4 separate regions of the Homo sapiens genome follow, and all the other regions are linked to region 1. Evidence: chromatin loops called from intact Hi-C (ENCODE). Cell type or tissue: PC-9. All regions are shown on one strand. Region 1 overlaps KLHL31 (kelch like family member 31). Region 2 has its middle 40 kb from the start of FBXO9. Region 3 has its middle 53 kb from the start of KLHL31. Region 4 overlaps GCLC-AS1 (GCLC antisense RNA 1).

The links. Peaks named below come from ENCODE experiments on the same cell type or tissue, not always from the same donor. Only the 100,000 strongest peaks of a DNase experiment are listed, where the experiment ranks them.
Region 2: a loop joins it to region 1, with 18 times the contacts of the local background. A loop is called at or near these places in 2 of 110 quality-filtered maps.
Region 3: it touches region 1 in a loop (5-fold over the local background); 45 of 110 quality-filtered maps call a loop at or near these places.
Region 4: a loop joins it to region 1, with 8 times the contacts of the local background. A loop is called at or near these places in 95 of 110 quality-filtered maps.

The regions. Positions count from the first base shown.
Region 1 is chr6:53,648,459-53,653,458 of GRCh38, forward strand. KLHL31 (kelch like family member 31) reads right to left here. Exons shown (of 3, transcript NM_001003760.5): 3 at 1-3,872. The coding sequence ends at 3,140. Among named protein-coding and RNA genes, the nearest start is that of KLHL31, 15 kb to the right of the region's middle. RefSeq lists a silencer at 2,673-2,967 and enhancers at 3,339-3,398, 3,429-3,648. In PC-9, CTCF peaks have their summits at 2,781, 3,005, 3,528 and 3,817; DNase peaks (open chromatin) are centred at 2,943 and 3,693; H3K4me3 peaks cover 2,780 bases; H3K27ac peaks cover 2,416 bases.
Region 2 is chr6:53,102,535-53,107,534 of GRCh38, forward strand. No RefSeq gene overlaps it. Among named protein-coding and RNA genes, the nearest start is that of FBXO9, 40 kb to the left of the region's middle. In PC-9, a CTCF peak has its summit at 1,957 (motif pointing right); no DNase peak of the experiment used is centred here.
Region 3 is chr6:53,716,162-53,721,161 of GRCh38, forward strand. No RefSeq gene overlaps it. Among named protein-coding and RNA genes, the nearest start is that of KLHL31, 53 kb to the left of the region's middle. In PC-9, a CTCF peak has its summit at 2,879 (motif pointing right); a DNase peak (open chromatin) is centred at 2,920.
Region 4 is chr6:53,490,030-53,495,029 of GRCh38, forward strand. All of the region lies in intron 3 of GCLC-AS1 (GCLC antisense RNA 1), which reads left to right. Among named protein-coding and RNA genes, the nearest start is that of GCLC, 53 kb to the right of the region's middle. In PC-9, CTCF peaks have their summits at 3,090 (motif pointing right) and 3,291; no DNase peak of the experiment used is centred here.

The sequences.
Region 1 (5,000 bases):
AAAATTAAAAAATTGACCTTTTAGAACGTACATATTTCCAGGTAAACCTCTATTTACATGTGTATTTGTAAAATACACTTACTACAACTGCTGCTTTACCTTAAATCATAGAACCATTCAGTACTCACTTCCTCATGACATCAATTATACCTCCTCACTCATAACACTTCACTACCATCTAATCATGTTTTAAAATTATACGAATCTGTACCATCACTGACCTTCTATTCAAAACCATTCTTACAACATAGGAAGTAAAAATAAAATTCATTCAATGCACTGAAAGCAACTAATGCATCAGGGATGACAACTTGGCACCAAGAACCTAACTAAAAATGGACAAAGTATGTTAAAGTTTGGCTTCCTGGAGACTTTCTCATCAGGTCTCTGGCCCATTTAGAAAAAGAGAGCTTGAATTTTATTATTTCAGTTGCTGGGTAACATGCAATTTCCCTGATATATTGAACTGATGCTTTTATTTGATCACAGGACTCAGCCGTTACAAAAATAACAAGTCATTTTCTTTAATAAAAAATAAAAGGAAGTATATGGTTGGGTCCTAAGACTCTGGAGTAATTGAATGTAAGCTTAAAACATACTAAATATTTTCCACTTGGGAAATCTGGAGAAACTAGGTTTCTAGGAGCAACTGCTTCAATAGTTGGTGTAAAGAATATGTTTCACTTACACATGAAAGTGGACACATATTATTTTGATTCTGCATACTTTTATGTCTTTCAATTGGCAATGCAAGATGTTCCAGGATATGAAACTTTCACCGACCCTTACATTCCATACTCCTCGCCAATGTGTTATGTCAGAAATTCTGACATTCCAAATTCATATTGGTCTTTATTTTCCTAACTGTTGAAGCAGAAGATAGAACAGCAATGCACCCAAGAGTCTGGTAAGCTCAAATATGTGGATTTTCTGAGTCTTCAGATAAACAATGTAGAAAATAAATTAAATGGTAATTTTAAATGATTTATCCAGCACTAACATGTCTCCAGTTTCATCTCTAGAAAGCCACTGCCAAGTTTTTGCACAACCTAATTTATCAAGCTTTGATAGATGAAAAATCCTCTAGTTTCAGTATCTCTTCTCATTATTCCATCATGTAATGTTGCAATTGATTGATTCTCATTTCATTTCAAGCCCTAGGTCCTCCTCTTCATACAATACTTCTAAGATGTCAATGGGAACACATCTATTGGTGTGCATCAAGGAATTACATCTATTCACTCACTTATGATCTGTAACCCACAATAAAACACCCTTTTCTCCAAAAATTAACCATATACTATAGGCTTCTCAGTTGTATGAGTGTGTGCGTATACACACATATACATACACCAAGGTAATATACCATATCCACATATACCAAGGTAAAAGATTCTTTGTGTGGGATAAGGAAACAGCCCAGCGCTTTTACATTAATAATATCTTGTTCTTAATTTACAGCGTTTGTAGCCCTTACCTGAGTGTTATCATTAAATATCCAGAGATTGAACTTTTCATCGGGGTAATGATATAAAATTGTTCCACAAAGTGTACTATATGAACCACTTTTCACAGTTCAAATAACATATTTTAGAAATAAATATCATAACTAGCAATAACCTATCTACACAAGGTGGAGAGGATGAGATTAACAAAAACCAAATTATATTTCCATATATCTCATGTTCAATTCCTAAATAGCTTGTTTTATTTTTCAAAATCCAATTGCACATAACCCATAATTGATAGGCCACTTCCTCTCCAAAACAAATAAACTGTCAAAGAATAAAGTGATAAATTATAAAAAAGGAAAATATGTATCATTTACTACAGTCATTCCCTTTCCCCAAAACTTGGCAAACATATAGGAAAAGTGCTATCAAGTGGGTACACTTTGATTATAAATCCAAAGCTCATTTGGAGCAGATGAGATTAATAAAAATAGGACAGAATGAGTATATATTTTTATATACGTGAGATGAGTGCTTGATTTTTACTTAAGAAATCAGGAGGATCCATATTAAATGGGAAACAATGGCATTTATCAACAGGAGAACCCATTCATCCAGTTACTACCAAATCTACAAATTCCAAATGTTTCTATCATTCTTATCATATAAAAGATTGGGGCAAATAAAATTATTGTTATTGGTTGTGTAAACTTCAAGCTCTCTAAGCTTAAGGCTAATGGTCCTTAGGGACATAGTTTTATTTGGTGATCTTCGCGGGGTGTACATTAGGGCCAAGGTTGCCTTTAACCAGGTTGGTGTAGTTTTTAGGGTGAGGGTAAGGCTCCCAGGGTATGTGAAATTCTTCTTTAATAGAGGACAAGGGATAAAATGCAAATCCTTCTAGTTGAAACAACCAAATGACTTAAATTTATGCTATAAATTAAATGATTCATATCAATTACTTCATTGAGAGCATGATTTTATGGTAGAAAATAAACTGGGGCCTGAGGCATGGAGGAAGAGGAATGTCCGCTAACACAAAGGTTATCAAATTTAGGGTCCCTGGGTGGAATCCCTATTCCTTTTCGGTCAGATCTTGTTTTAAGCTTTATTACGTTGTCATGGGATATCTTTCAAAATCCTTTACTCAATCACATATGGGGGGAAAATTGCGTTGAAATACAGAATTAAATCTTAAGTCTTTATGGAGATCGACAATTTCCATTTTTAAATAAATAAAATCTATATGAATATCTTCAACTTCCTAAAGAAAAAAGAGAGAGAGGAAAATAAACTTTTGAACATGAAATCACTTACATAAACCTCAAGTGTACTAACGTGTAGAGGAAAAAATCTCAAATGTGGGTGTAACCGCTATACATTTAGGAAACATGCCGCCTTGGGAGAGTGCCTATAACGAATTCCGTCTGCCACCCAGTGGCCGCTGAAATAAATTGTTTCTTTTGTTGGCCATTGCCCTGTATTTTGCTAAAAAAAAAAAAAAAAAAAAGAGGTAGATTATGCCATACCAGGAATTTAAAGCCATCAGGACATGTGCCTCGACATATTTTACAATACAATCAGTGTAGTAAATGTTAAATATTTTCCTTTTCGCGAACTCAGAGGTTAACCACGTGGCTCTACGAATAAATAACGTGTTCTTCCTGCGTCCCTGCATCTACCTGGGCTCAGATACTGACTGGCACAGAAGATACCGAACTGGCCCGGGATTCCCGAGTCACGTTGTTGGGCATCGAGAGGGTGCAGCAGGACACGCCGACAGTGGCCTCGGGTAGCTCGTCGTCCTCCGTCCACTCGTTGAGCTCGGGGCTGAAGCACTGGATGCACTTCTTGTACTTCTTCTCGCCCTCGTTCCAGCCCCCCACCAGGTAGGCGCGGCCATGCAGCGCCGAGACGCCCGCAGTGCTCACTCCCACCTGCAGCGGCGCCGCGTAGCTCCACTGGCCGGTCGCGGGGCTGTAGCACTCCACGGTGAGCACGTCCACGCGCTCCCCGCGCGGCCCCAGCTGGCTGCCGCCCATCACGTACACTCTGTCGCTCAGCGTGACCGCGCAGTGCCAGCCCCGGGGTGTGCTGAGGTTCGGCAGCTCCTGCCACGAGTCGCTGGCCGGGTCGTAGGCGCACACAGAGCGCGAGTAGGCGTTGGCTATGTAGCCTCCGGTCACCAGCACGCGGCCGTCGGCGACCGCGCTAGCGTGGCAGCAGCGCGCCACCTCCAGGGGCGTCTTCGGCTGCCACTGATTGGTGGAGGGCACGTAGCACTCCAGCGAGGCCAGGCTTCCTTCTGCGTTGCGGCCGCCCGCGGCGTACACGAGCCCGTTGAACACGCTCAGGCTGAAGTGCGTGCGCTTCTGGTTCATGCTGGCCAGGTGTATCCAGGTGTTGAAGCGGGGATCGTATCTGGAAATGATAGAGAAGGTGTAACAGCTTTGTCGGCGGCAGCTGGGGACCCCATGTTACTTTGCAAATCATGAGTGGGAAGCCTGACACTACCCCTGCAAGGAGGCGAGGGACCTGGCCCAGCACCTCACCTGGAGGCTGGAGTTTCTCTCTCAGCCAGTAAAAATGTGTGACACTTGGAAAAGACAAAGCAGGCATTGACCACCCCTCGCCCCCGTTTATAAGCCTCTCCTCCGTTTATAAGCACTCCCTTTATGGGGCCACTTGGAGAAGAGCCCACAGAGACTGAGCTTTCAGTCCCCCTTTCCTCCATATTCAAATATCTATCATCCAGTGGGATTTACGAGATGTGCACATGGGGGAGGCTGGGCATTTGTGACGATCAGAGGAGTGGCGATCAGAGAAGGGCATCGCCATATTAAAGTCAATTCTGCATATCCTCAGATGCCAACCATTCCTAGCTCCCTGTCACAGTTTAAGATACGAATTGACTGACTGGATTTCTCCATTTCTCACAAACCCCTTAATCCTACACCTCTCTTGGCCATTGCGACAGTAAAGCCAAGCCACTCAGCAAAGTCTTCTCTTGTCTGTTAGACTGAGACCAATAGAACTGTCTAAAAGCATCAACAAAGGCTTAACTTTGGATACTCTTCTATTTTCCAGCACTTGTCAGTAGAGAAGACTTTTTAGTTTAGGGATAAATATATATTTTTTTCAGTGCTCGGAACTATCCATGTATAAGCACTGCAATCAATACCTCACAAAGCGACTCGAGTACTAAAAGGTGTCTTTACAGCAGGAGGAAAATAAGCATAGTGAACTGATGCTTTCCTGTTGACATAGTTCAGAAGTATTGTAAATACAGAACTCACTCCTTCAGTCTGATGTTCATCTTTGTCCCATTTAACTCCCAAATTAAACTCAACTATAGTTACAAATTAAACACTAAAAATCAGTTAATTGTGTTCTTTAAAATGCATACACACATAATGGAATAATAAAGTATATTTTTCATGAAATACTACACAAATTTTCAGATCTTGCTCATTAGTTATGTTTGACTTTGTACTACTACCATGATATAAGCATGATTTTCTGAACATTTCATATGAATGGAAGTTTAAT
Region 2 (5,000 bases), 550 kb before region 1:
CTTTGAATAATACTTAATGTGATAGTGAAATATGTTTAAATGTCAGATGACACATAGAATGTCAAAGCTGGAAGTTTCCCTAGAAGTCACTTACTGACCAACTATCCCCATGTGGAGGTGAGGAAATGGGGGCTCATGAAGGGTGAAGTTGTTTGCCTCAGGTGGTATAACCAGGACCCTCACAAATTAAAGGCGTGTATTCATGCAGAGGGCCTGGCAGTTGTAAGCACTCAGTAAATTCTAGTCTTAATAATGTTTATTAAGAACTTAGATGTTACTGCATGATCTTACTTATTTGTAAAATCTAAAAAAGTCAAACTGATAGAAGAGAGTAGAGTGGTGGTTACCAGGGGCTGGAGGGAAGGGTGGATGGGGAAAGCAGAGATATTAGTTCAAGGGTATGTAAAGTTTCAGCTAGGAGGAATACATTCTAGTGATCTGTGGCATAACATGGTCACTGTAGTTATTAACAATGCATATGTTTAAATGGCCAAAAGAGCATATTTTAAATGTTCTCACCACAAAGAAAGGATAAGTATATGAGGTGATAGATACGTTAATTAGTCTGATTTGCTCATTTTGCAATGTGTACATGTATCAAAACATCACATTGTACTCCACAAACATGTACCATTATTTGTTAATTTAAAAATGCAGAGAATCAAGAACTTATATGTTCAACCTGGGCAACATAGACCTCATCTCTAGAAAAAATAAAAACAAAATTGGCCAGGCATGGTGGTACGTGCCTGGAGTCCCAGCTATTCAGAAGCCCGAGAAGTGGAGGCTGCAGCGAGCCAAGATCACGCCACTGCACTCTAGCCTGGGTGACAGAGTAAACCCTGTTTTCAAAAGAAAGAAAGAAAGAAATTATATGCAAGTAATAATAAAGTTGTTTAAAAACTTTGAGAGATTATGTGTTAAGTATGGGGCAGAAGGCCTTCTTTTATATGGATTATCTCATTTGTGCTCACAACACACAGGTATTATTGTTCCTATTTTATAAATAAGAAATTTCAGGTTAAGAGAGTTTAAATAAACTTGTCAAGCTCATCCTGGTTACTGAGTAGTGGAGCAAGGCTAACTCCAGAATGCTTTCTCATAGCCAGAGCCAGGAGTAGAGTCCAGTTCTAAAGAAATAACATCAAAACTCCAATATGTTACAATTCCCACTGGAGCTTAGACCAGCGCTGCCCACTAGAAATATAATTTGAACCACATATGTAATTTTTAAGTTTCTAGAGCCATTTTTTTATTAAAAAGGTGAAGTTAATTTTAATAATTTATTTTAATCCAGTACTATCCAAAACAGTATCATTTTGACACGTACTCAATATAAAAATTACTAATGGGATTTTTTTACACTTTAAAAAATTCTAAATCTTTGGAATCTGGAGTGTAATTTACACTTCCAGCACACTTCTACTGGCTTAGCCATGTTCCAAGTGCTCATAGCCACATGTGACCAGTGACTACTGTAATGGACAGCGCAGCCATCAACCAAGGGGTACATCATAAGAAAGAGAGTCAATGGATGGTGTGTGTCAAGTTCAACCTCACAGTTTCTCTCCTTGTGTAATTGGCATAGGGATAGGTAAGCCGAGCAGGGAGCTAATACCCAATTAATTGTTAGGCTCAGTACCTATGTATACTTCTCCTGATTCCACCAGAAGGTGTCCCTTGTCTGTCTCCAAAATATTCCACATTGCCTCTATCCCAGCAGTTATCACATTCCATTTTAATTCTGTTTTTACATGCGAATGCCCTCCATCAAACTGTGGTTGAGGACAGGGTCCATTTCTTTTAAATCTCTGATTCCAAAGCACCTCTCTGTTGTGAACATGAGATAAAAGGATCCCTATAAAGCACTGGACACATTTCATGGGCTCTTGATGCTCTATTGGAAGAAACTAACAAAAGCATCCTTTTGTCACTAGGTGACACTCTTGTCCCAGCCTTTTTGTTTTTGCTCTTATTCTTCATAGTGTTAGGGGGAGCTGATTTTCACATTCACAAGAAAATAGGAACACCCCAGATCTTTCTGACTGACTTTCAAAGCTGCAAGTGACAGGATCTAAGATTTAAGGTGTATATTCAAACAGAAATGCCATTTTTGTGACAGTGCCCTAACTCCTGCCATGCCAACTCTTCAGCAAGTAGCCCAGAAATCTCAGTTTTCTTGGCCATTGTTTTTTTTTTTTTTTTTTTTTTTTAATCTGGCCAGTTTGTCCTGGCTGCATGAGGAAATTGAATATCCTGATTTGGAATGAATAGGAAAGGGATCCTGGGATAGTATCTGAGGTTGGGGTTGTTGAGATCCAGAAGAGGGGCCAACCTGTCCCCATTTGACAAGCAAGTGGCCTGATTTGTGACTCTCTTGAGAGGCCCACAGCCCCTCTTGCTGTGGTCTAATGCTCAGTGCAGAGTTTTTGGGGGATCACTGTTAAATCCACTCAAGGCTTCCATATTTGCACCTTCTTCTTATGAATCCAGTAAATATCTAGCAGCAGAATTGAGATTCAGAAAACTGTGCAAGACTATCCTAAGAATGCTGGCCAATTCTGGACATGGTGTGCATGTGTGTGTATGGTAGATTGAAGAAGGATAGTGTGGAGATTGCATAAGCAGCATAGGCTTCTTTTGCTGAAATGGCTTTTCTGTGCAGACTAACTTTTCCTCAAGTCCTGGAAATACATCCAGCCCAATTTATTGTATTCAGGCCAAAGGAGCAGTAAGTTGAAACCTGCTCTATAAGTAGGGTGATCAAATAGTCAATTTATTGTCAAAATCAGGACACTTTTTAGAGGAAAGAGTAGTGTTTTTTTTGTAATTGCACTGGAACAGCAAGCATAAATCGGGAGGCTCCTGAGCGAACTGGGATGGATGGTCACTATACTCAAGGCATGGCCAGTGCCCTACATTTGGCTTTTTGTCAGATGTAACTCAGAATGAAGGTTATCCATTCTTTTCTGGCTATTTTTCTTCCTCTATAGAAGAGAAGAAAATACCAGCGGTGTTTCCTAGTGTGTGACGAGTAGAGTGACGATTAGACCTCACTAATTTCCATGATTTTACCAGGAAAACCACTTTGCAGAAGGGTCCAATGTATCTGTTGCCCTGCACTGGATTCTGAAGTCCCTCGGAATGCTCACTGACTTCTGCATTTGGCTAACAGAGGCTTTAGTACCAGGAATTCCCAACAGCTTAAAAAAGTGAATCCATATCAGATAACAGTTTCTACTTTTCTCATGATCTGTTCTTTATTCCCATCTGATTTCTTTAATGACTAGCTAATTTCCTCCAGGCCTGGACCTATAATCCCAAATTAATGTGGACAGTTGCAGAGAGATATCTTTCTTTGCCTTATAGTTTGTATGTCTTTGAAGTGTGTAGCTAAAAGCAAAGTCTCCTCTCTTTGCTTGTTCCTTCATCCCCAACAGGGGTGTGTACCTCTGCACTATCTCCTAGAGGAGTGGATGTATTTTGAGCACTGCGATATAAAGAGCCAACTGCATGGTGTGGTGCAAAGACCACAAACTGGGTCAGAAGACATGAGCTCAGTGAACCTAGCACAGATCCTGACCCTAGCAGATACTCAGTAAATGTGAGCTGATTCCCAATCAGATCATTATAGTTAACCATTGCAGTGGAGGGAAGACTTCTGTGGCTTCTACCAACACTGTGTCAGAGGAGTTCTTTGCCTGGGTGCCCCCAATTCAAACCTAGTAGATGCTAGGACCATTCAGAGCAAGTGAGAACTACCAACACTGAGGCCTCTACAGATCTTTCAGCTTTGGATCTTTCAGCTTTGGAGCCTTTAAATCTTAAACATGATTCCTTTAGGTCCCTGGGGACCTGAATAAGAAAGAATCATATTCTACCCAGACATGAACGAGTAAGGCCTTCCTCTAACTCAGAATTTGACAGGAGAAGTAGGGAAGTATCATAAAACAGTGGACAGAATCCGGACTTTGGGGTTAGATAGCCCTGGGTTTTTAGTTGTTTTTGTTTGTTTTTTTTGGAGATGGGGTCTCACCCTGTCGCCCAGGCTGGAATGCAGTGGCGTGGCCTCCTGAGTTGAAGGGATTCTCTTGCCTCAGCTCCTGAGTAGCTGGGACTAGAGGGGCACCATGCCCCGCTAATTTTTTGGTATTTTTAGTAGAGATGCGGTTTCACCATATTGGCCAGGCTGGTCTTGAACTCCTGACCTCAGGTGATCTGCCTGCCTCAGCCTCCCAAAGTGCTGGGATTACAGGCATGAGCCACTATGCCTAGCCAGCCCTGAGTTTGAACACCCACCCTTACCAGCATCTACTTAGTCAAAGTCACTTACCACCTGGAGCCTCATTTGTAAACTGGGGATAATGAAAACTACCTGCAGGGTTGCTATGGCAATAAATACTACAGATGTTAGGTCCCAGCACATAATAGGCTCTCCATATGGAATCTATTATTATCTAAAAGGACAGTAACACTTAGGGTCAGTTGAGAAAATAGCTCTGTACTAAGAAGGGACCAATGACTGGGAGATGCCAGAAAGCAGACTCTAAAATCATAAATCTCAAAACAACAACCCTAAGACTGTACTTGTGAGCCATTTCAACTATGTAGTTTATAGGAGCAATCCCTTTACACTACAGCAAGTTAAGCTTCAACTTAAATCAATGGCTGGGCTTGATCCATTGGTAGTGGTTGTCTGAAGTGCTGGTTAAGAAATATTCTGCTGCTGAGTCAACTCAGTAGGGATGCGTGCCATGGCTGACTGATCAGCGATGCCTGCTCTGGGCACAGGATTGGGAAGCAGAGGCAAGTATGCCAAATAGTTACCCTGTGTTCCTCACCCACCAGCGGATGAGACTGCCCTTAATACAGGAAAGAATTTGCAAGTCTAGAGTAGCACTCAGGCTTTGGGTAGCTTAGGGGAAATAAATGAAAGGTAGTGATGCGCCAAAGACTGATGCAAATAGGAAGGTTTGGGAGATTGTGGGAAATCTTGATAG
Region 3 (5,000 bases), 68 kb after region 1:
ATTTTTAGCAGAGACAGGATTTCACCATGCTGGCCAGGCTGGTCTCAAACTCCTGACCTCAAGTGAGCCACCCACCTTAGCCTCCCAAAGTGCTGGGATTACAGGAGTGAGCCACCATGCCTAGCCCTATTGTGAGCAATAATGAAATAATATATATAAAGCACTTAGCACTGTGGTCACATAGGAATCCTGCAGAAATTATAATTTTTTTAAAACTTTTTTTAAAAAGGTTGGTAAATAGGTAGCCTCCAAGTTTTCGTGCTTGCCTTAATTCCATCTTCTGGGAGAAGCCTGTAGGTCTTCTGTAAAAGGGAGTCCTTTCAGGCCCCGCTTCATGGTTTAGTGTCCAAGGTAATGTCTTGGTCCACCAGACAGCGCTTTCCTAGCCTGTGCTCTTCAGTCATGACTAAATCTTCTTCATTTGCATTGAAATCTTCTCTTTTATTTTTACATTTTCTACAAGAAGCAATTCCTCTTGTTTGGCAGAACATTGGCTGCACTAATTAGGATGACTTCAACGAAGGGCAAATCACAGAGAGCAACTCGAATAGGGTGTCTACTTGGGCATGGTTGTAGTTCATATTGACCGGAATACATGACCCAAAGCAGGTTTGGAACAGAGAGCACAGAAGCAAAGCGAAAAGATGGAGAGTTTCGTTTTAGTGAGTTCAATGCATCTGTGAGGAAATGTCCAAAAATGCGTTGGACTGTTGGTCATCAGCCTATGAGAAGGACTTGGGGGATTGGGGATACAAATTTAGAAGTCATCAATGCACAGGAGATTGGACCTGGGAAAAGACACCTGGAGAACTATTTTAGGCACAAAAAGATAAAGGAGAGCCTGCAAAGGAGCCTGGGAAGAGGTGGTCAGAGGTAGGAGGAAGGTGAAAAGTTTAGTTTTCAGGAACCAGTAGAGGAGGGTTTTAGGAATGAAGACTGGTTGACCATGTCCAGTGCTGCAAAGAGATCAGGTAAGTAAAGAACTGAAAGATTTCAGATTTCCATCACTCCACAAAGGTTCCTCATATTGGATTGTGATAATGGTGTGTATGCTCTGACACTGATTCTATGACTTCAACTGGGTGCCCAACACTTCAATTCCTCTCTGATACTAAACACCTGGAGTTAGCACAGACCCCACATGCGAAGGGCTCAGTCCCCAAATTGCCTTCACATCTGACATCAGCCACCAATCTCAGGTATCCCAAGCTACCTGTACTTCTGCCTAGCTGACTACAAATTTGGGGGATCTCATGACCTCCCTCAGGTTCAGTAATTCACTAGAATGGCTCACAGAACTCACTGAGAGTGCTACAGTTTTATAATAAAGGAAACAACTTAGGAATAACCAAATGGAAGAGATGGATAGAACAAGATATGAGGATAGGGGAATACAGGGCTTCCATGTACCACCCTCCTAGCACATGATGTGTTCACCAGCTGGAAAGCTCTTCGAGTCTCATGGTCCAAGGGTTTTATATAGGTTCCATTATGCAGATATGACTGATTAAACCACTGGTCACAAGACTGAACTCCATGTCTAGTCTCTTTCCCCTTCCCACAGGTCAGAGGGTGGAGTTAAAAGTTCTAACCCTCTAATCACATGGCTGGCTTCTCTGGTGACCAACCCCCATCTGGAAGCTAAGGGCCTTGTCATGAGTCACCTCTTTAGCATAAACTCAGGTACAGTCAAAAAGGGCTTGTTATGAATAACCAAATATCCTCCTATCAGGAAATTCAAATTCCCAAGCTTTGTGCCAAGAACCTGGGGACAAAGATCAAATGTATTTTTTAAATTAAAGCATAATAAAATAAAATAAGAATTATTATTTATTTTATTTTTTATTATATTATTACCAAATTATTTTCGACCTAGCAATTCCACTTTGGAAATTTTTTCCTGGCATACACATGAAATTATCTATGTGCAAGGTCAGTCACTGGAGCATTGTTCGTTAGCAAAAGGGTGGGGAAAAACATTTCAATAGGGAACTGGTTAGAATTTATGATATGCTCATAGAAAGGAATGACATGCAGCTTTAGAAAAATAGAATGAAGAGGCTTTCTACCTACTGATGTGAAAGGATCTAAAAGAGACACGGTAGCAAAGTATAAATACTTTGTATATTATAGTATACTTTGCTTTGTATAGTTTGTTTCCTTTTGTATAAAAATGGGGAAGATGGTAATTTATGTTTGTATTCACTTGTATCAGCAGAGAAAAACCCTAAGAGGACAGGACACCACCTTGGACAAATGGTCCCTTAGTGGACATGTTTATGGGGGACTGGACAGATGCAGAGAATTGTAGGAAAATGTTCTGCTGGATACGTAAATATTTGTGTTTTCTATTTTCTGATTTTGGGATCACATAAATTTAAAAATTAAAATTAAAATATTTTTAATTGAAGAAAAATGGTGAGGCAGAGAATGGCAGGCTTTGACCTTTATAAGGGTATTAGACTCATACGTGGATTTCTGAAAATAATTCTCAGATCCCGCCTAGAGATTCTGATTCGGTCTGCTTGGGGCAAAGCCAGCACCTGTTTTTTCATTAAGCCCCACAGTAATGAAAACACCTGGCAAGCCACTGCATTGCTGAGTTAGATGTCGGTGCAGTCGGCACAGGTAGAGGGAAATGAGGGGCCCATGATGGGGTGAGAGCTGGCAACATTTGAAGGTTTTCACTAATAAAAGTTCCTGATTGATATGAATAAAAGAGATTGGAGAGGAAGTATGGAGAGAAAGGGTCACTTTTCACATTGCCTCAGTTATGATTCTTGGAAGAATCTGACAATAACTCCACATCAAAAGAAAAAATAAAAGAGCTTTTACCATTCCATGATTGACCTCCACTTTGAGCATTAGGCTTTCTGGCTATGTAGTGTCCACTAGAGGTCACTGTGCTCATGTTTCTGTGGAGACAGAAAACATTGGCACCTGCTGCTGCTTAGCTAGTCAGTCATTTATCTTAACAACGGCTTGTTGAGCTTTGGTTTCAAAATGAGTCTTCCTCATAAAAAACTAAATCCAAAAAGCAGTACACTCAGAAGTCTCTCAACATCGGAAAGGAGAACTCAGAAAGCAGAGAGAGAAATACTTCCAGAAATATCAGTGAGTTGATAATAAATTAGAAGAGTCTACTTAGTCCTGAAAGATTTTTTTTCCCAAGGCAGTAATAAGTTAGGAAGGTATCTGAGACTTATTCTCAATTTTGAATCCTTTTTCTTGACTTTTGAACACGATGGGGTCAATTCTCACTGATTAACCAGATATAGGTCTACGGGTTGTATATATTTTGGGATACACATAGTGGCTAAGGTGGCTTCACTTAGGCAAATAGGAAATTTGACTCAAGTATTTAAGGTAATACTTATTATTTAACTTTTCGGAACTTGTTTCTATGAAGACCAAATTACTGAAAGCATTAAAAAACAAAGCAAAATAAGAACAGGGCATAAGGACACAGAATACCCACAATAAGACTATTTGCCTATAATGGTTTTAACTCGAGGTAACCTCTTTATGGATCTTGTCAGATGGAACTATAACTCATTTCAGGGTTCTCAGAATGGGAGTTATCTTAAGTCTGCAAATGACAGTATTTAAAAGTCTTTCAATGTGTAGCTCCTGAGTTTTTCTTAGACAACAGCGAGACTGTCTTGTGGCCTAATGGTAATTAGCTGATTGACAAATACCAGGCCTAAGTTCAAAAGTTGTATTAAGCTTTGTGTCATAATTCCGTTGGTGATAATAAAATCAAGTGGACTTCCAAATACTGTGTTCATTGATTTTTTTTTAAATCAATCAATTTTTTTAAATTTTTTTGAAAGGTAATACTGTGCTTTAAACATGTATTTATTATATATAGATAGATTATATTATATATTATACATAGGGAGATGCAGATGCATCTGTCTATCTATCTGTCAACTATCTATCTCAATAGCTTTTGGAGTATAAGTGGTGTTTGGTTATATGGATGAATTGTACAGTGGTGAAACCTGAGGTGTTAGTAGACCTGTCACCTGAGTAGTGTACATTATACTCAATATATAGTGTTTTTAATCCCCTACTCCCTTCTCACCCTTCCACCTTCTGTACTTCTGAGTCTACAAAGTATTATATCAGTCTGTACGCCTTTGTGCACTCATAACTTAGCTCCCACTTATAATAGAGAACATAAAGTTTTTGGTTTTCCATTCCTGAGTTACTTCACTTAGAATAATGGCCTCCAGCTCCATCCACGTTGCTGCAAAAAACAAATCTAGTTCTTTTTTATGGCTGAGTAGTATTCCATGATGTATATATACCACATTTTCTTTATCTACTCATTGGTCGATGGGCACTTAGGTTGGTCCCGTGTCTTTGCAATTGTGAATAGTGCTGTGATAAAAATATGTGTGCAGGTGCCTTTTTCTTTTTCTTTCTTTTTCTTTTTTTTTTTTTTTGAGACAGAGTCTTGCTCTGTCACCCAGGCTGGAATGCAGTGGTGTGATCTCGGCTCACTGCAACCTCTGCCTCCCAGGTTCAAGTGATTCTCCTGCCTCAGCCTCCCAGGTAGCTGGGACTACAGGCACGTGCCACCACGCCTGGCTAATTTTTGTATTTTTAGCAGAGATGGGGTTTCACTATGTTGGCCAGGCTGGTCTCGAACTCCTGACCACAGCTGATCAGCCCGCCTCAGCCTCCCAAAGTGCAGGGATTACAGACGTGAGCCACCGGGTCCTGCCGAGGGTGTCTTTTTTCTTTTTTTACTTTTTAATAATGGCCATTCTGGCTGGGGCTAGGTGGTATCTCATTGTGGTTTTAATTTGCATTTTCTGATGATTAGTGATGTTGACCATTTTTTCATATGTTTATTGGCCATTTGTATATCTTCTTTTGAGAAATGTCTACTCACATCCTTTGTCCACTTTTTGATGGGACTCTTTTTTTTTTTTCTTGCTGATTTGTTTGAGTTTCTTTCTTTTTTTTGAGACAGAGTCTTGCTGTGTTGC
Region 4 (5,000 bases), 160 kb before region 1:
ATCTACAATGAACTCAAACAAATTTACAAGAAAAAAAACAAACAACCCCATCAAAAAGTGGGCGAAGGATATGAACAGATACTTCTCAAAAGAAGACATTTATGCAGCCAAAAAACACATGAAAAAATGCTCATCATCACTGGCCATTAGAGAAATGCAAATCAAAACCGCAATGAGATACCATCTCACACCAGTTAGAATGGCAGTCATTAAAAAGTCAGGAAACAACAGGTGCTGGAGAGGATGTGGAGAAATAGGAAGACTTTTACACTGTTGGTGGGACTGTAAACTAGTTCAACCATGTGGAAGTCAGTGTGGCGATTCCTCAGGGATCTAGAAGTAGAAATACCATTTGACCCAGCCATCCCATTACTGGGTATACACCCAAAGGATTATAAACCGTGCTGCTATAAAGACACATGCACATGTATGTTTATTGCAGCACTATTCACAATAGCAAACACTTGGAATCAACCCAAATGTCCAACAATGATAGACTGGATTAAGAAAATGTGGCACATATACACCATGGAATACTATGCAGCCATAAAAAATGATGAGTTCATGTCCTTTGTAGGGACATGGATGAAGCTGGAAATCATCATTCTCAGCAAACTATCCCAAGGACAAAAAACCAAACACCGCATGTTCTCACTTATAGGTGGGAATTGAACAATGAGAACACATGGACACAGGAAGGGGAATATCACACACTGGGGCCTGTTGTGGGGTGAGGGGACGGGGGAGGGATAGCATTAGGAGATATACCTAATGCTAAATGACGAGGTAATGGGTGCAACACACCAACATGGCACATGTATACATATGTAACAAACCTGCACGTTGTGCACATGTACCCTAAAACTTAAAGTATAATAATAATAAAATTAAAAAAAAATGTGGTAGTAAAATATATGACAACAGTAGCGCAGAGAATGGGAGGTGGTGGGTGAACGTGTACTCCTCTATGGTGTTTCCTTGTATATGAACTGATTTAGTGTTAGTCTATGCTTAATTGTAGTAAGTTAGAGATGAATATTATAATCATTTAAAAATATGCAAAGAGATACCTTATTTATTTATTTATTTATTATACTTTAAGTTCTGGAATACATGTGCAGAACGTGCAGGTTTGTTACATAGGTATACACGTGCCATGGTGGTTTGCTGCACCCATCAACCCATCACCTACATTAGGTATTTCTCCTAATGCTATCCCTCCCCTAGCCCACCCACCCCCTGACAGGCCCCAGTGTGTGATGTTCCCCTCCCTGTGTCCATGTATTCTCACTGTTCAACTCCCATTTATGAGTGAGAACATGTGGTGTTTCGTTTTCTGTTCTTGTGTTAGTTTGCTGAGAATGGTGGTTTCCAGCTTCATCCATGTCCCTGCAAAGGACATGAACTCATCCTTTTTTATGGCTGCATAGTATTCCATGGTGTATATGTGCCACATTTTCTTTATCCAGTCTACCACTGATGGGCATTTGGGTTGGTTCCAAGTCTTTGCTATTGTGAATAGTGCTGCAATAAACATACGTGTGCATGAGTCTTTATAGTAGAATGATTTACGATCCTTTGGGTATATATCTAGTAATGGGATCACTGCGTCAAATGGTATTTCTGGTTCTAGATCCTTGAGGAATCACCACACTGTGTTCCACAATGGTTGAACTAATTTGCACTCCCACCAACAGTGTAAAAGCATTCCTATTTCTCCACATCCTCTCCAGCATCTGTTGTTTCCTGACTTTTTAATGATCACCATTTTAACTGGTGTGAGATGCTATCTCATTTTGGTTTTGACTTGCATTTCTGTATTGACCAGTAATGATGAGCTTTTTCCCCATGTTTTTTGGCCCCATAAATGTCTTCTTTTGAGAAGTGTCTCTTCATATCCTTTGCACAGTTTTTGATGGGGTTGTTTGGAGAAATCATTTTTAAATACAAGATATTATTAATAGAGGACATAAAATAGGATACCAAAAGATGACAGGAAAAGTGCATTAAAGGAAAGAGAACATTAGAAACAAATAGGAAACTAACAAGATGGTAGACTTAAACTCAACCATATCAATTATTACAGTAAATGTTAATGAACTAAGCACTTCCATTAAAAAGGATAAAAAAAGAAAGACCCAACTAGAAGCTGTTTAAAGGGAAACACTTTAATTCTAAAATCATAGCTAGTTTGCAAGTAAAAAGATAGAAAATATTTATTATGTAAGCACTAATTGTAAGAAAGTTGACATGGAGTATTAATATCAGACAAAGTAAAGTTCAAAACAAGAGTATTCCTAGAGATTAAAAAGGGATACTTTATTATGATAGAAGGATCAATTCATCAAGAAGACATACAATTCCTAAGTGTGAAGATACCTAACAGAGCTTCATAGTGTATGAGGCAAAAACTGACAAAACTATAGAGAAACAGACAAATCCACAATCAAATTTTGGGATTTTAACATTCCACTCTCAGTAATTGAAAAAAAAGTAGGCAAAGAAAAGCAGCAAGGATACAGATGATTTGAAGAACATTATCAAAAATTCAACTACTAAAGAAAACTACACACTATACACACCAATTATATATTATTCTGAAGTGTACATGGAATATTCATCAAGAAAGACTGTACCCTGGGCTATTAAAAGGTCAAACATTCAACACATTGAAATAACAGAATATTCTATGATCAAAATGAAACTATACTAGACATCAATAATAAAAAAGACATCTAGAAAATTCCCAAAGGTTTTGAAATGAAGCCACATTCTACTAAGTAACCCATGGCCAAAGAAGAAATCACAAGGGATAGTAGAAAACACGTACGAAGAACAACAATGAAAGTACAATATAACCGAACGACCAAGATGCAGCTAAAACAGTAATAAATGTGAAATCCACAGTTTTAGCTACTTATTTTGGAGCACAAGCATATTTCTATTTTAAAATGAGAATGGAAAAATATATTTCGATGTGGAATTTCGTTTTATAGCAAATGCGCTCTGAATGTCTCTGTGAATTGAGGAATATTTGTACACCAAATGAAATAAAAAGGCACCTACTGAAAAGATCGCTAGAGGGCACTATTATCAAACTTCCAGAGGAAACAGTTTTTAGTGTGGATAACTTAAGAAATGTTGTTAGCTCTAAAACTGACTCAAGATGGCATTGAGATTTTATTCCTCTGTTTTATAGATGAGACAATTGAGGTCCAAAGAAAGGAAATGACTTGCTTAATATCATACAAACACTAGTTGTAGAGTCAGAACTAGAACCCCAGTCTCCTGACTCATTAGAGAATCACATCATGATTCTGCACAAACTCAGACAGACCCAGACTTTCCTATACACTTGTGGCAAATGAGAGGCTCTTTTCCACTGGGGTTGCCCAGCTACTGTAATGCATGCCTGGCGTTGCTGGAGCTGCTGGATAGGGCTGGGCACTGGGGGAGTGTGCTCTATGGAGAAAGCCTGCCTGAGAGTGAAACCGTTATAGTGGAAGGTGTAAGCCAGGAATCGGGAGACGGGACTTGAGAGCATTTGAGCCAATAACCTGTGCCTGAAGCTAGTGCCACCTCTTGGACGTTTCTGTGATATTAGCTGGTAGGTTTTCTTTTTTTCTAAAGCTGGTGGGTGTGGGGGTTTTCTGTCACTTGCATCCAAAATTTCTGAATATGCCAAGCGTCTCTACTTTGCAGAAAGACCAATAGTATTCAAAACACATGGCTTTATTTTGGACAAAGCCAAAAAAGGTTCTGGGAAACTCACCAGGACTGTTTGAGAGGTGATAAAAACATATGAAGAGCTTCTCATGTTTCATTTTCTAGAAATTTTAGATCCTAAGTCATCAGTATGATTGTTTTTCTCTGCTGACTTCATTGCATTCTTGGAAGGCTAAATTATTTCAAAGGAGACTATTAAGAAAATGTGTGTTATATACTGGTAGAAAGTAGATGCAGGTTGTGTCGTCTTTAATATAATAGTGTTGTCACACTCTCCAGGGGCAGAGTAGGGAGCAAACATGGCTTGCCTGAACAGTTTATGTCCTTTGCTTTTATGTACATTGCCTTATTTCCACCACATAGCAAATCGGCGAAGTGTTCTCATGTCTATTTCACAGATGATATATAGACAAAGTCTAAAGTCACCCAGCTAGTATGTATAAATATTAAGATTGGAACTCAGTTCTATACTTTTGCTTTTATGCTAGAAGTACTTGTATCCTGTCCCAACACAATGCTGATAAACTTCCTAGGAACTTCAGAATGAATCACTTTTGATTGAGATGTTGGCTTTTAAACTGCTTTCATTTGCCATGATGAAAGTGTAATGTATTAAAAGGGCATAAAAATGCAGTTTTTCAACACATTCGCCACGCTATGATACAGTTTGGCTGTGTCTTCACCCAAATCTCATCTTGAATTGTAGCTCCCATAATTCCCACGTATTGTGGGTGGGACCTGGTGGGAGATAATTGAATCATGGGGGGCGGTTTCCCCCATACTGTTCTCATGTTAGTAAGTCTCACGAGATCTAATGATTTTATAAGGGGTTTCCCCTTTGGCTTGATTCTCATTCTCTTCGCCTGCTGCCATGAATGACGTGCCTTTTGCCTTCTGCCATGATTGTGAAGTCTCCCCAGCTGCGTGGAACTGTGAGTCCATTAAACCCCTTTTTCTTTATAAATTACCCAGTCTCAGGTATGTCTTTATCAGCAGTGTGAAAACGGACTAATACACTAGTTTTTGCTCAGAAAAGTTTCTTTTCTCCTTCCTCCTTTCTGAACCAGTTTAACCCACATTTTGCTTCTGTTTGAGGCATAACAAACCCAAAATGTGTAAACTGCCCTCATCTTAAGTGTACAGCCAGTCATTTTTAAACATCTTGATATCCATGAATCGTCACCCAGATTGAGATATAAAACATGTCTAGCAACCTAGAAGTTTGTCTCTTTGGTACTTGTTCATTTCCATCCAGAGGTAACAGGCTGGAGTCC